Regions from separate parts of the Homo sapiens genome. Here region 2 is linked to region 1. A link is a contact called in ENCODE Hi-C or POLR2A ChIA-PET data. All regions are on one chromosome and are shown on one strand. Each heading gives the region's core, a stretch centred on a gene start or an enhancer-like site at or near the end of the contact. The rest is flanking DNA. Distances are from core to core; before and after follow the strand shown.

What was found. A loop is a pair of places that touch in the nucleus more often than their neighbours do. ChIA-PET counts read pairs that join two places held with the same protein, here RNA polymerase II (POLR2A). Pooled maps may share reads with other maps.
Region 2: a loop to region 1 is called in a map of endothelial cell of umbilical vein, with 4 times the contacts of the local background. The contact joins two enhancer-like sites. A Hi-C loop is called at or near these places in 2 of 168 maps with a recorded cell type or tissue (GM12878 and endothelial cell of umbilical vein) and 1 of 50 pooled maps. POLR2A ChIA-PET finds 5 or more read pairs at or near these places in 1 of 52 experiments (OCI-LY7).

The regions. Positions count from the first base shown.
Region 1 is chr9:69,896,326-69,902,595 of GRCh38, forward strand. All of the region lies in intron 5 of CFAP95 (cilia and flagella associated protein 95), which reads left to right. Among named protein-coding and RNA genes, the nearest start is that of CFAP95, 79 kb to the left of the region's middle. Within about 2 kb of position 2,611, at least 4 of the 41 ENCODE cell types and tissues checked have a DNase peak (open chromatin) inside an H3K27ac peak, as active enhancers do; they include endothelial cell of umbilical vein, where a contact is called at or near this core.
Region 2 is chr9:69,944,252-69,950,995 of GRCh38, forward strand. No RefSeq gene overlaps it. Among named protein-coding and RNA genes, the nearest start is that of MAMDC2, 96 kb to the right of the region's middle. Within about 2 kb of position 2,705, at least 5 of the 41 ENCODE cell types and tissues checked have a DNase peak (open chromatin) inside an H3K27ac peak, as active enhancers do; they include endothelial cell of umbilical vein, where a contact is called at or near this core.

The DNA of each region.
Region 1 (6,270 bases), core at 1,361-3,860:
AGTTTTTGATGCTGGCCATAACAAAAATTTGTGTGATATTAATCTTTAAAAGTCAATTTATTTGTGAAGTGTTCATTTACATAGATCTTCATATTTTTTGTAGTGAAACCTTACTATGTTGACTGGATTCATTAGTGGTAGAGATATTTATATTTCTATCCACAGCCTAAATTTCTTTGTACTTCCCATGGCTATTTCCCTGTAGCTAAGAGTCTCATGCTCTGTTAATATCTGTATTTGTTACAAATGCTTCTCCCTCCTAAAACTTTATCAAATAAATAGGAGTAGTAAATACTTCTTAAATACATAAGAATATATCCCACTAGTTACATATTTGTTTAGCTACATTTGCCAATTATTCTTATGTTTGTGACACAATCATTGGAGGAAAAAATATCCAATAGAAATAAAACTTGGCCAGGTGCGGTGGCTCACACCTGTCATCCCAATGCTTTGGGAGGCTTGAGATGGGAAAATGGCTTGAGGCCAAGAGTTCAAACCTGCAGTGAGCTATGATTGCACCACTGCACTCCAGGTTGGGTGACACATCAAGACTCTGTCTCTGAAAAAAAAATTTTGAAAAAATAAAAGAAATAAAATATTTTAAATTTAGTGAAGTAAATGAACGAGGGAATCCACCTGAGATACCCATCCCCCATTGGTCCCCAGGGCAGATAAGGTAGGTTTGACTGTGGGGTAATTCTTCTTTTCCTCCCACCATTCTGCATGTGTGCTTAACTACCTTATTAGAGGAAGGCAAGTCTTCAGTCAAGTGCATGTAATTGGTAAAGACTTTTATACATGATGTATGCTGGAAATAATGAAACAAAATATCACAACAATTTACTTTTATATCTATTTTCATTCCATCCAATGTGACATTCACATAAATAAGCTTACTAACTCAAATATCATTTTAAAAGTAAATGGAACACTCAAAATGAGCATCCTTATAGGCATACTGGGGAAGAATGGTTTTTGCTGTGCTAATGCCAGGTGGCTAATAGCTATCTTTAATGGTGGACGCAAGGTTAGTTTGCACTGACTAATTTGGCCAGGAAACATAAACCATTATGCATTTTTATGGATGATCTGGATGAAGGAATTGAGACTATGCTTCCAAATTATCCTGTAATATTAAATTAGGCAGAGTTACTACGTTCCAGAAGGCAGTCCTAAAACTGAAAATGACCTTGAAAAATAAAACTATCAGAAATGAAAGGTCCTAAAGAAAAAGGATGAAATCCTATATGAATGAGTAGAACCAAGGAATAGCCTACCAGAAGATTGAAAAAAATCAGCTAAGGACTGGCTATACAGTTGACTAAGAAGTAGCATTATCATTTTACCGAAAAAAGGTGCAGGAGATAATGGTGCTTAGAGTAAGGATAGAGCATACAAGGGGCAATGGGGGTGGAGGTGGAGTGGATACCAGGAGACCCCATTGTTTAAAGATACATTAATGCATTTTACTGATGTAAGTGGTAAAACCATGAGGGAAGGTGGGTTGGGGGAACCACTCACTAGGAGGACCCTCCTTTAACATCCTAACCTGCCTTGCCATGATCTGAGGAAGAAGAAAGAGAAGGAAGAGAACAAGAAGAAAAGAAAGAAGAATGCTTTCTTAACCAATCTTCTGAAAGCCAGTTTTCCCCTATGGTGATTCTTTTGTTGCAACTCCAGTGCTTCCTGTTTTGGCAGGGCCTATTTTGCCCTCAGTATTCCTTTCTCTGGTGCTCTTTCTTTTCCTCCTTCTACCAGCATGTTTTATGGGACTCCCCCAACCCTTCACTGAAAATGCACCCTCAAGGGTGGCTAGAGGTTAATTGACATTGTTGTGTTTTGTCAGATGCTACTCTGGGTTAGGCTTCTTTGGAGCTTAGCAATTGTTGATTACCACCACATTCTTCAGCCTCCCTCCCTCTTCAGAGCCTATGACATTGCAACACTCTCTCCTAACCTCTCCTTGTCTGTCCTTCATGGCTTCTTTATGGACCCAATCATGGGCTTCCCCAACATTTGTGCCCCAGATCCCTGCACCTCTCATTTTACACAATCTCAGAGAATTCATCAATTGCCATGGCTGTATACCAATCAACATTGGGCAGGGGGTAATTTTAATTGTTGTATAATTTCGAACTTACAGGAAAGTTTCAAAAATGGCACAAGGAGCTTCCATATATTCTTTGCAGAGTTGATAGCTGTTTACCATATGAAGGTAGGCTGAAGACATCATGCCCTTTTGCTCCTAAATAGTTCAATGTGTATCTCCTAAAAATAAGGATGAGTGTCTGTGGTACAGTTTTCAATTTCAGGAAAATTGATACAGTGCAATTATACAATCCACAGTCCATGTTAAATATCATCCATGGTCCCAATAATGTTCTTTATAGCTATTTTTTCCCTGCCAGTGATCACTGCTGTGCATAGGGCACTGACTTCTCTCTAGGCCATCTGTCCCACAGCACTACCTTCCAAATAAACATTTTTTACTGATGTCATCTTAAATTAAAAATGTCTAAAATGTGACTCATCATTTCCCCCCTAAAACAAATCATCCCCACCCCCATGTCTTTCTAATTCTTTTCAGTGTTATTATAACTCTCCTGGCCTTCCAGGCTTGAAGCTATGAATCATCTTTGGTTCTTTGTCCTCAGTTAGCTGTGTAAGTCCTTTATGTTCTTCCTGTGAAATGACTCTTTCATTCTGCATAAGCCTTTGTGCACTAATGCCCACTCATTCCACACATCAGACAAATTCTTCTGGTTACACTCATCTACCTGAAGGGCTCAGAAAAAGCTTGCAATGCTTGTCCTTCCTTAAGTAAACTCTGTCACAACTCTGTGTGTGTAGCACCGAATAGTGACCTAGCCAACAGTAACATATAGTAATTCACAAATCTGTTTCAATACACACTTTCTTCCCATTCCCACTAAATACATGTTGAAGAGAGATTTACCTATTATGTTAGGGTGTGGAAAACATAACTGTCTGCAACTCACGTATGCAGAGGAAATTTATCTAACTGATATTTGACCTTCTTCTGGAGCCCACCACCAGTGGGAAAACATAAGTTCTTCAATCCATTTAAAGCTTAGTCTGATGCCATAATTTAAATAGTTCTGCTTTCTATAGAAAGTGTTTAATCCCTCCTGAAGAAAACGCTCACTTTCTCAGAGATCCTCTCCCATCCTGTGTGTGCAGAGAAGAGCTAACATAGCAGAACTGAGACTACTATCCTTTCAAAGCCTGCTCACAATGTTGGTCCTTGATTGGCATCTAGAAACTTGGCTTTCAGGATAAGAATTCCCTGATTAGAATGACCCACTGTGGCTAAAATGTTTGTGCAAACAATATGTTTTATGCTGAACACCTGTTTCCTTCTGGGAGTCTGAAATTTTGGGACATGCTAGGCAGAGGCTGCCTACATGACCCAGCTCCCAGTAAAAACTCTGGGCACTGAGTCTGCAATTAGCTTTCCCAGCAGACAGCATGGCACAACTCACTGTTGGGGGATTTACACTCATCCTGTGTGACTCCACTGGGAGAGGACTCTTGGAAATTTGCACCTGGTTTCCTGTGGATGTCAGCCCATAGCCTTTGCTGATTTTGCTTTGTATCATTTTTATGTAATAAATCAAAACCATGAGTACAACTATACAGGTGGTCCCTGACTTACGATGGTTCAACTTACAATTTTTTGACTTTATGATGCATTTATTGGTATTAAATGCATTTCACCTTATGAGTTTATTTTTTACTTAGATGGGTTTATTGAGATGTAACTGCATTGCAAATTGAGGAGCGTCTGTATATAGGTGTGTGTGCATATACACCCACAGCTGTGAGTCCTCCTAGATCATCAAACCTGAGGTGGTATTGGGGACCCCAATACACCATACTCTTTTCTCCCCTGAAAAAAGTATATTTTTCTCTCCTCATGACTATTGTTTTACACTAGTATGAGCAGAGTGGGTTGTTTGCAGCAACAAGAATGCAGCTTTCCCTACAATGGCATCCAGATACATGAAGAGAAGGATGTGACTTAGCATCCTGATGCCAGAAGGGAGGAGGAGGGTTTTACGTGTGGTATTTTCTGCCTGTTCTGTTCTCTGAGGTGATATCCCTAGTCTACCTCATTGCTCTTTTCTTTGCTGGCATTAGTGGCCAAACTTTATAGACATTGTAACTGGCAATCTTTTTCTCTTTATCCTTGGGCTTGGTTGGAGCCCAGAAGGCCTGTCTGGGATGACTCAGCCTCATTTCCATTCCCATAGACACTGTACACCCCACAGACAACTTCTGTGACTCTTATGCAGCCCCAGCTCCAATGGTCGGCTCTGCAGCCCCTGTTAGTATCTTCCTCTGCAGACTTGCAGCTACCTTAGGATCTCATCCATGCCACAGGAAAACAAAAGTGGCTCAAGATTGATGAGTCTTAGTGGTTCCCTCTGTCTGACCATGCTAGTGAAAGGAAAGGGCCATCTGAGAGTTGATCTGTTTCAAGAGTTTCCAACAGAAATGGGGGCCAGGAAGCTGCTATGTATTTTTTTTTTATGCTTTAAGTATAAGGGTACATGTGCACAACGTGCAAGTTTGTTACATATGTATACATGTGCCATGTTGGTGTGCTGCACCTATTAACTCATCATTTACATTAGGTATATCTCCTAATGCTATCCCTCCCGCCTCCCTCCACTCCACAACAGGCCCCTGGTGTGTGATGTTCCCCTTCTTGTGTCCAAGTGTTCTTATTGTTCAATTCCCACCTATGAGTGAGAACATGTGGTGTTTGGTTTTGTTTTGTTTGGTTTTGGTTTTTTTTTTTTTGAGATGGAGTCTTGCTCTGTCGCCCAGGCTGGAGTGCAGTGGCGCGATCTTGGCTCACTGCAAGCTCCGCCCCCTGGGATCACGCCATTCTCCTGCCTCAGCCTCCCGAGTAGCTGGGAATACAGGTGCCCGCCACTACGCCCAGCTAAATTTTTGTATATTTAGTAGAGACGGGGTTTCACCGTGTTAGCTAGGATGGTCTCGATCTCCTGACCTCGTGATCCACCTGCCTCGGCCTCCCAAAGTGCTGGGATTACAGGCGTGAGCCACCGCGCCCGGCCGGTGTTTGGTTTTTTGTCCTTGCGATAATTTGCTCGGAATGATGGTTTCCAGCTTCATCTATATCCCTACAAAGGACATGAACTCATCCTTTTTATGGCTGCATAGTGTTCCACGGTGTATATGCGCCACATTTTCTTAATCCAGTCTATCATTGATGGACGTTTGGGTTGGTTCCAAGTCTTTGCTATTGTGAATAGTGCTGCAGTAACATACGTGTGCATGTGTCTTTATAGCAGCATGATTTATAATCCTTTGGGTATATGCCCAGTAATGAGGTGGCTGGGTCAAATGGTATTTCTAGTTCTAGATCCCTGAGGAATCGCCACACTGACTTCCACAATGGTTGAACTAGTTTACACTCCCACCAACAGTGTAAAAGTGTTCCTATTTCTCCACATCCTCTCCAGCACCTGTTGTTTCCTGACTTTTTAATGATCGCCATTCTAACTGGTGTGAGATGGTATCTCACTGTGGTTTTGATTCACATTTCTCTGATGGCCAATGATGACGAGCATTTTTTCATGTGTTTTATGGCTGCATAAATGTCTTCTTTTGAGAAGTGTCTGTTCATATCCTACAGAATGGGAAAAAATTTTTGCAATCTACTCATCTGACAAAGGGCTAATATCCAGAATCTACAAAGAGATCCTATGTATTTTTTGCCATCATTCTCATTCGTCTAGTGTAACATTCACTATTCAGGTCAAAGGGACTTTGCCTGATTAAAGCCCAGGGATGGGAAAATTGGCACATAATGTTGGCCCTTTCTGCTTTCCCTTCCCCTTTGTTTTTTTAATTCTCACAATTCTCTTGACAGGTTCTTCCCTATCTTCCTCCTCTTCATTTCAACTCTTCTCTAAGCCTTCATAGCAAAGGATATTTTCTCTACCCATTTGGAGAACTCTATAATCTCCCAGGTTTGATCATTGACATTCTAAAGTCCTCAAAACTGTGAGTGGGATTACAAGGATATTGTCTTGCTCAAAAATCCTATTTTGTATGTTAGAAGCTGGTATGACTTTTCTCTTTGGTTGGTGTTTTTCTGAAACAAAGTACAAATCGGTGGTTATATACATGGAAAGAGGAAAACACATGAATAATTTTCCAGTTATTACCCGCTTTATTGACTTGAGTGGTATACCAAACGACTTTCTTGTC
Region 2 (6,744 bases), core at 1,455-3,954, 48 kb after region 1:
TGAAATGCTGAAGTCACACTGAAAATGATAAATATACATGCAGATTTACCTCCTTAATATATTGAAATAGAAGAAATTCAGAAACAGAGATTATAAAGCTTTCTTATATTTATTTAAGTGTCCACAGTCTTCCCAGGGTTCCAAAGCATTTGCACATCCTGCTTAAAACTTATAGTGTCCTTGTAAGGTCCAGTGGTAATTAAGAATTATCACTGTTGTATTTAGAGAAAGAAGGCATAGAAAATTTATGATTTTACCCTGCATATATTCCTGGATATTATTTCATTTTAAAAACTTATGTTGTCCTCCAATAAAAAGTAAGCTCCATGATTCATTTATTCAACAAATGTTTATCAAAACCCTGAAGTGCTCCAAGCACTGTTCTATGTGCTTGGGGTACCTTAGAGACCAAAACACAAAATTGTATATCCTCATGGAAGATGCATTCTGTTAAGGGAAAACAGACAACAATCAATAAACATAATAAATAAATAGATTGTAATGTGTGTTTGAAAGTGGCTAGTTTTATGGAGAAAATAGACCATGAGAATATTGGCTTACTGTGTTTTTATCTGTGCCAACCCTGGTACCCAGAGGAGCACTGGTCCAGAGAAGCACAATGAATATTTGTTGAATAAATGAATGAATGAATAGATGCAGTTCAAACTGTATGTTTGGCTTCTAAAGATTTACAGTTTGTACTTTTGGATTGGTTTTCCTTAAAAAAAAATCACTGTAGCTATAGAAAGAATTTAACATCTGTCCCCCTTCCCATTCGGCTTTGCTCTCTAAGAGGAGGAGAAATGTAGTGGTTAAGCACGAAAATCTCCAGAGCCAGACTGTATGGATTCAAATGCCAGATTTACTACTTATTATTTCTGACAACTTTAATTATGTTTATATCAATTTTAAAATTACATTCATTTCATTCAACTACAATTTAAGGCTCTGTGTTTTGAAGACCTCCTTGCTACAGACACTTTCGATGTTGTGTGTTAACTTCATCTTTATAATTCCCTTGAAATCTTACATGTAATCAACATTTATTATGTGTCAGTTGTTTACAAGAAACTGTACTGGGTCTGTACTGGGTCCTAAAGGTATCATATAATGATGCGCCTGTCATAGGTGATGTTGATGGACCTTTAGGTCTGTCAATTGGAAACTTGATGCATCTAGATTCTATGCAAGATATGAACTCTTTTGTCAGCTAAGAGTGTCTCATTCACATCTAACATCCTCAGAACCTTACACAGTGATTGGTACATATATGGCACATTTTTTTATGAATAAAGAAAAAGTTATGATTTAGTAATACCACTCACATACATACACACACAGCACACATTTGCAACTGATTGGGCATCCTGTTTAGTATATATCTGGGCCTGGGTCTGAGGTTGGCCCACTTAGATCTGGACTCCCTTTCAGAGCAACAAAGTCTACATGGACTTTGTATGTGACTTGTAGCTTGGCAGCAGCCCAGGAAACTGCTTCTCTATCTTAGACATCAGCCAGCCTTGAGGGAAGTTCAGAGAGTAACTCTCTCCTTCCTTCCTTGGATGCACTGTTGCAACCCTCCCTTGTGGGCTGGTTGTTCATTTTTGTGTTTTGGTTACATTCTCTTATTTCTTCATCTTTTTTTTTTTTTTTTGGTTCTGCTTTAAAAGTAAAACAACAGTAGGGTTTGTGAAGACATTGCAGATGGTAATTTATTAGCTGTGATATAATGGTATCAGGAAATAGCTAGCTCTTTGGCTGTTTATTTCCCTCGTGGTGGATGGAAAGAGTAAGTATAGCAATGTTTCAGTTGCTATGGATACCAAGTCTTTGAGATAATAGAATCCTTTTAACATAATCCAGTTCTATTAGATTGGCTTTTCTCTTGAATGTTACATCTACCAAGCATACTTTCTTTTCTCAGTACAAAAATTTATATCCCTTTCTCTCAATATCGGGAAGTGTTATTTTAATTTTTCCTCCAATTTTGCCCTGCAGTTTATCTTTTTCCTATGTCTCCTCTTTCCTACATCAGAAAAGATGACATGGAAAAGTAAACCATATATCTGTCTTTCCCTCTAGCTAAGCGGAAAACTGATTTAGTTTCACACAATTATATGCAAGTACTGCAACATAATTTGTCCAGGTGTGATGTTTAAATCTTTTTAACTCAAACCACAAAAATGGGGTTAATTATAAAAGGCATATAAACATCTCCTCAACATTCCATTGGTTCATTGAGTCAGATGTCTTCAAAATAGAATCTCTTTGGGATGTATAATTTTGAGTACAGCATTAAGTAAATGACTGTTGCAGAGGAAAAAAAAAGTCAAGTGTTCAAAAGAAAACTCAAAAAGTGGCAGCTCATAGTTCATGGATATAAGAAAATTCTACTCCCATGTGTGAAGTAGTCAGACTCCTTGCTAAAAACATACATTTTAAAAAGTCTAAAATGTTAGTTAAATCATAATTCATCTTTTTTTTGAGAAATCATTTTAGTAAATTTATAACAACACTAATTTTTTGAACTCTTGCTTCGGTCTCTCATTCCTAATTCTATCTTGTATTTATCTTTACAGAGGGATTCAGTTCATTATATACATTTGAAATTCTGTGCAATAAATATTTTTTTGCACTGTCATGCTAGAATCTGTCATGCTGAAGAAGAAATGGCCAGTGTATGTGTCATGAGGCTGGATTTTAGTCCCAGCTCTTCCTGTGCTTGTGTGGCCTCAAATGAGTCATTTAACCTCTTGGGTCTTAATTTCATCATCAAAAATTCGAGGTCAGACTACATTATTTTCCAGAGCCCCTTGACATCCCAAAATGTCTACATTGCTTTGAAATCTATCCACATCTCCAACTGATTTCCAGCATCAAGGTTAGAAACTGTTTTAAATAGGCTTACTGAGTTCAAAACCAAATAGAAAAGAGAAAGTCTTAGAAGTACAAGCCTGCCAGCAACCTTATTTCCATCCTGCACTGTACTGACAAGAATTTTAAATTTACAGTGGAAAACAGGAATTAGACCATATTTAGGTAGCTAGTTTCAAAACCTTTATTGTTGGTGATATTTTCTCCAGATGGAAAGTAGGTATGTAAAAGTAATCTTGGCTACAGCTAATATTTATTGTTCCTGTAGTAAATTCCAGACACTTTGCTGAGTGCTTTGTGTGGTTCAGCCCATCAAGCCTCGCAGCAACACTATGAGGCAGGTATTATAATGTTCATTTTATACATGAAAATGAACACAATAAGGAATGAAAATCTAAGTCGTTTGTCCTAAGTGGCTCAACTAGTAATTGGCAGCCCCAGGATTTAAATTCATGCTGTCTGACTCTGTCTAGAGTATATAAATACTATAATGCACAGATTTTTTTTTTTTTGGTGCATGTGTGGCTTATACAGTTGTTCCTTGAACAACACGGGTTTGAATTGTGCAGGTCCACTTATATTTTTTTCCATCAACTGCAGATTGAAAATACAGTATTCAAGGGATGTGCAACCTGTGTATACAGTGGGCTGACTTTTCCTATATGTGGGTTCTGCGGGGTCAACTGTGGGACTTGAGAATGTAGCAATGGTCCTGAAAAGAATCCCTCATGTATATCGAAGGATGATTGTATATTCTTTTTTGTTGTTGTTTTGATTTGCTTTGAGACACAGTCTCACTCTGTTTCCCAGGCCAGAGTGCAGTGTCATGATTGTAGCTCACTGTTACTTTGACCTCCTGGGTTCAAGCAGTTCTCCCACCTGAGCTTTCTGAGTAGCTGGGACTAGATGCTCATGCCACCATGCCCAGCTAATGTCTTCCTTTCAAAATTTTTTGTAGAGACAAAGTCTCCCTATGTTGCCCAGGCTGGTCTCTGACTCCTGGCCTCAAGCAATTCTCCTGTCTTGGCCTCCCAAAGTGTTGGGATTATAGGTGTGAGCCATCATGCCTGACCTATATATTCTTTATATGTTCTGACAAAAACTCATTATCTCCTTTGCATTCCCCAATCCAGTTCTTCTCTGCATGCCTGATCTCAGTGAAAGGCACTACTTGCACTAATGACACAAGACAGACACCTGGAAATTACACTTGATACCTCCCTTCCCCTCACTTCACTTACCATCCATGCAACCCATCACTAAGTCCTATCAACGACATTTATTAAATAGCTCTCAAAATGCATGTATCAAAGTCCCAGAGAAAACCTGGAATACTAAAAGAATTTTACCTAAGGGATTTTAATGAAGGGACTATGTATAGATATGTGGGAAAACCTAAGAATCTGCAAGAAATGGTGGAGCACCAGTGGACTAGCAATAGTGGATGCTGTTAGCATCTTTATGGGTTGAATTGTGTCCTCCCAAAAAAGACATATTGGAGTCCTAAGCCCCAATATCTTGGAATGTGACTTTATTTGGAGATAGATCCTTTTTACAGAGGTAATCACTTTAAAATGAGATCATAGGGTGGATACTAATCCAATATGACTGATGTCCTTATAAAAAAGGAAAATTTGGATACATAGAGATACACATACACAGGGATACTGCCATGCGAACACAAAGGCAGAGATCAGGGTGGTGCGTCTGGTATGCCAAGGAACACAAAAGATTGTCAGGAAGCCACTAGGAGAGTGGCATGGGACACATTCACCCTCACAGCTGTCAGAAGGAACCAACCTGCCAGCTCCCTCCCACAATTTTTTTTTTTTTTTTTTTTTTTAGACAGGGTCTCACTCATGGCCAGACTGGAGTGCAATGGTACAATCATAGCTCACTGCAGCCTTGAGCTCCTGCACTCAAGCCATTCTCCTGCCTCAACCTCCCAAGTAGCTGGAACTGCAGGCATGAGCCCCTGCACCCAGCCCGGATGACATCTTGATCTCAGTCTTCTTAATTCTATAATGCTAGTTTGTGGTACTTTGTTATGGCAGCTCTAGCAAACTAATACAGCATCCTTTGGCCTGAAGGTGCATGGGAAGAGGACAGTATTCCAGGAAGCAGGTGAGAGCCATGATGGTAGAAGAGGGACTGCTTCTCAGGGACTGTGGCCAAAGGGAAATGCATTTTTCAGCATTTATTGGCTAGAAATCACCAACTATTTTCTTACTTTGAAATAATTGTGTTTATACAGGAAAGGTGCAATAAATGCTTGATTCTTTTCCTTTGTTTACTAGTTTTCAGAATAATGGCTTGTTTTCCTAGACATTTCCAAAGATGACTGGTTTTTTTCTGCATCATGAACTCATAGATTTTTAACATACCAACCTATTGCAATCTATTGCAAGCATTATCATTTTCTTGCTCACACTGAACTAGTTTTTGGCCAAAAACAGCCACTTCGGGCTGGCTGTTTTGACATTTTTATATAGCCCCAGTGATCTCTGACAGCTTCCTCGCTCTCCAGTATGGCAAGATGCCTGGGCTCAGCTTGATCATTTCTTGTCCCAGACCTGAGAAGAGCCATTTCTCCAAGGAGCTTAGACCAGAGAAAAGCCATTTCTCCAGGGAGCTCTGTCTGGTTCATTTGAGTGGGAAACTACAGTATGAATATCCCTGATTTTTGATGGTGCTTCATCTTGACATCTTCGGAAATGGCAATTGCCTCTTTGGGTGGTGTCTGGTAGGAGGGTATTGTGAGGTGAGGGTTATATGGCTTCTTCCTGTAATTGACAGTTACACAGATTGTTCCTCCCATAAAGGCCTGGTTTGCTGTCATTGCTCTTGTTTTTTTCCTGCTGGATCCGTAGTTTAGGTCAGGAAAACAGAAGTCTCTTTAAAAATTCCAGTTATTACAAATTTTAATAAGGAGATGCCATATGCTGAATTGTCCCTCTCCTCCCTTCAAATTTATATGTTGAAGCCTTAACCCACAATGTGATGGTATTTGGAGATAAGGCACTTTGGGAGGTAACTAAGTTTAGATGAAATCATAAGAGTATGACCCTTACGATAAAATGAGTGCCCTTAAACAAAGAGACACTGAGAGCTTGTGCCCTTTTCCTATTTCTACCCACATGCATCGTGGAAAAGCCTTGTGAGAATGCAGCTGTTTGCAAGCCAGGAAGATGGGCCTCACCGGGAGCTGAATTAGCCAATGACTTTGACCTTTGACTTCCTAGCCTCCAGAACTGTGATAAATAAATGTCTGTTGTTTAAACCACCCAGCCTATGGCATTTTTAAAAATTATTTTTATTGTGGTAAAAAACATATAACATGAAATTTACTGTATTAACCATTTTTAAGTGTACAGTTCAGTGGTATTAAGTACATTCATAATGTCGTGTAGCCATCACTACCATCCATCTCCATTATTCTTTTCATCTTGTAAAACTGAACTCTATAACCATTAAACAATAACTCCTATTCCTCTCTCACCCACTTCCTGGCAACCATCATTCTACTTTTTGTCTTTATGGTTTTGAAAATCTATAGTATTTTGTTATAACAACTTGAGCTAAGACAGAAATGTCCCACTTCTGGTATCAAAATCTGTATTAGTTAGAGTTCTCCAGAGAAACAGAACCAATAGGATCTATCTATGTATGTATCTGTCTGTCTGTCTGTCTGTCTATCTATCTATCTATCTGTCTATCTATCTATCTATCTATCTATCTATCTATCTATCTATCTAGATGTATACAGGAAGTGATTTATTAAAAAGAATTGGCTCATGTGATTATGGAGGCTAAGAAGTCCCATGATCTGCAGATGGCAAGCTAGCGACGCAGGAGAGCCAATGTTGTAGC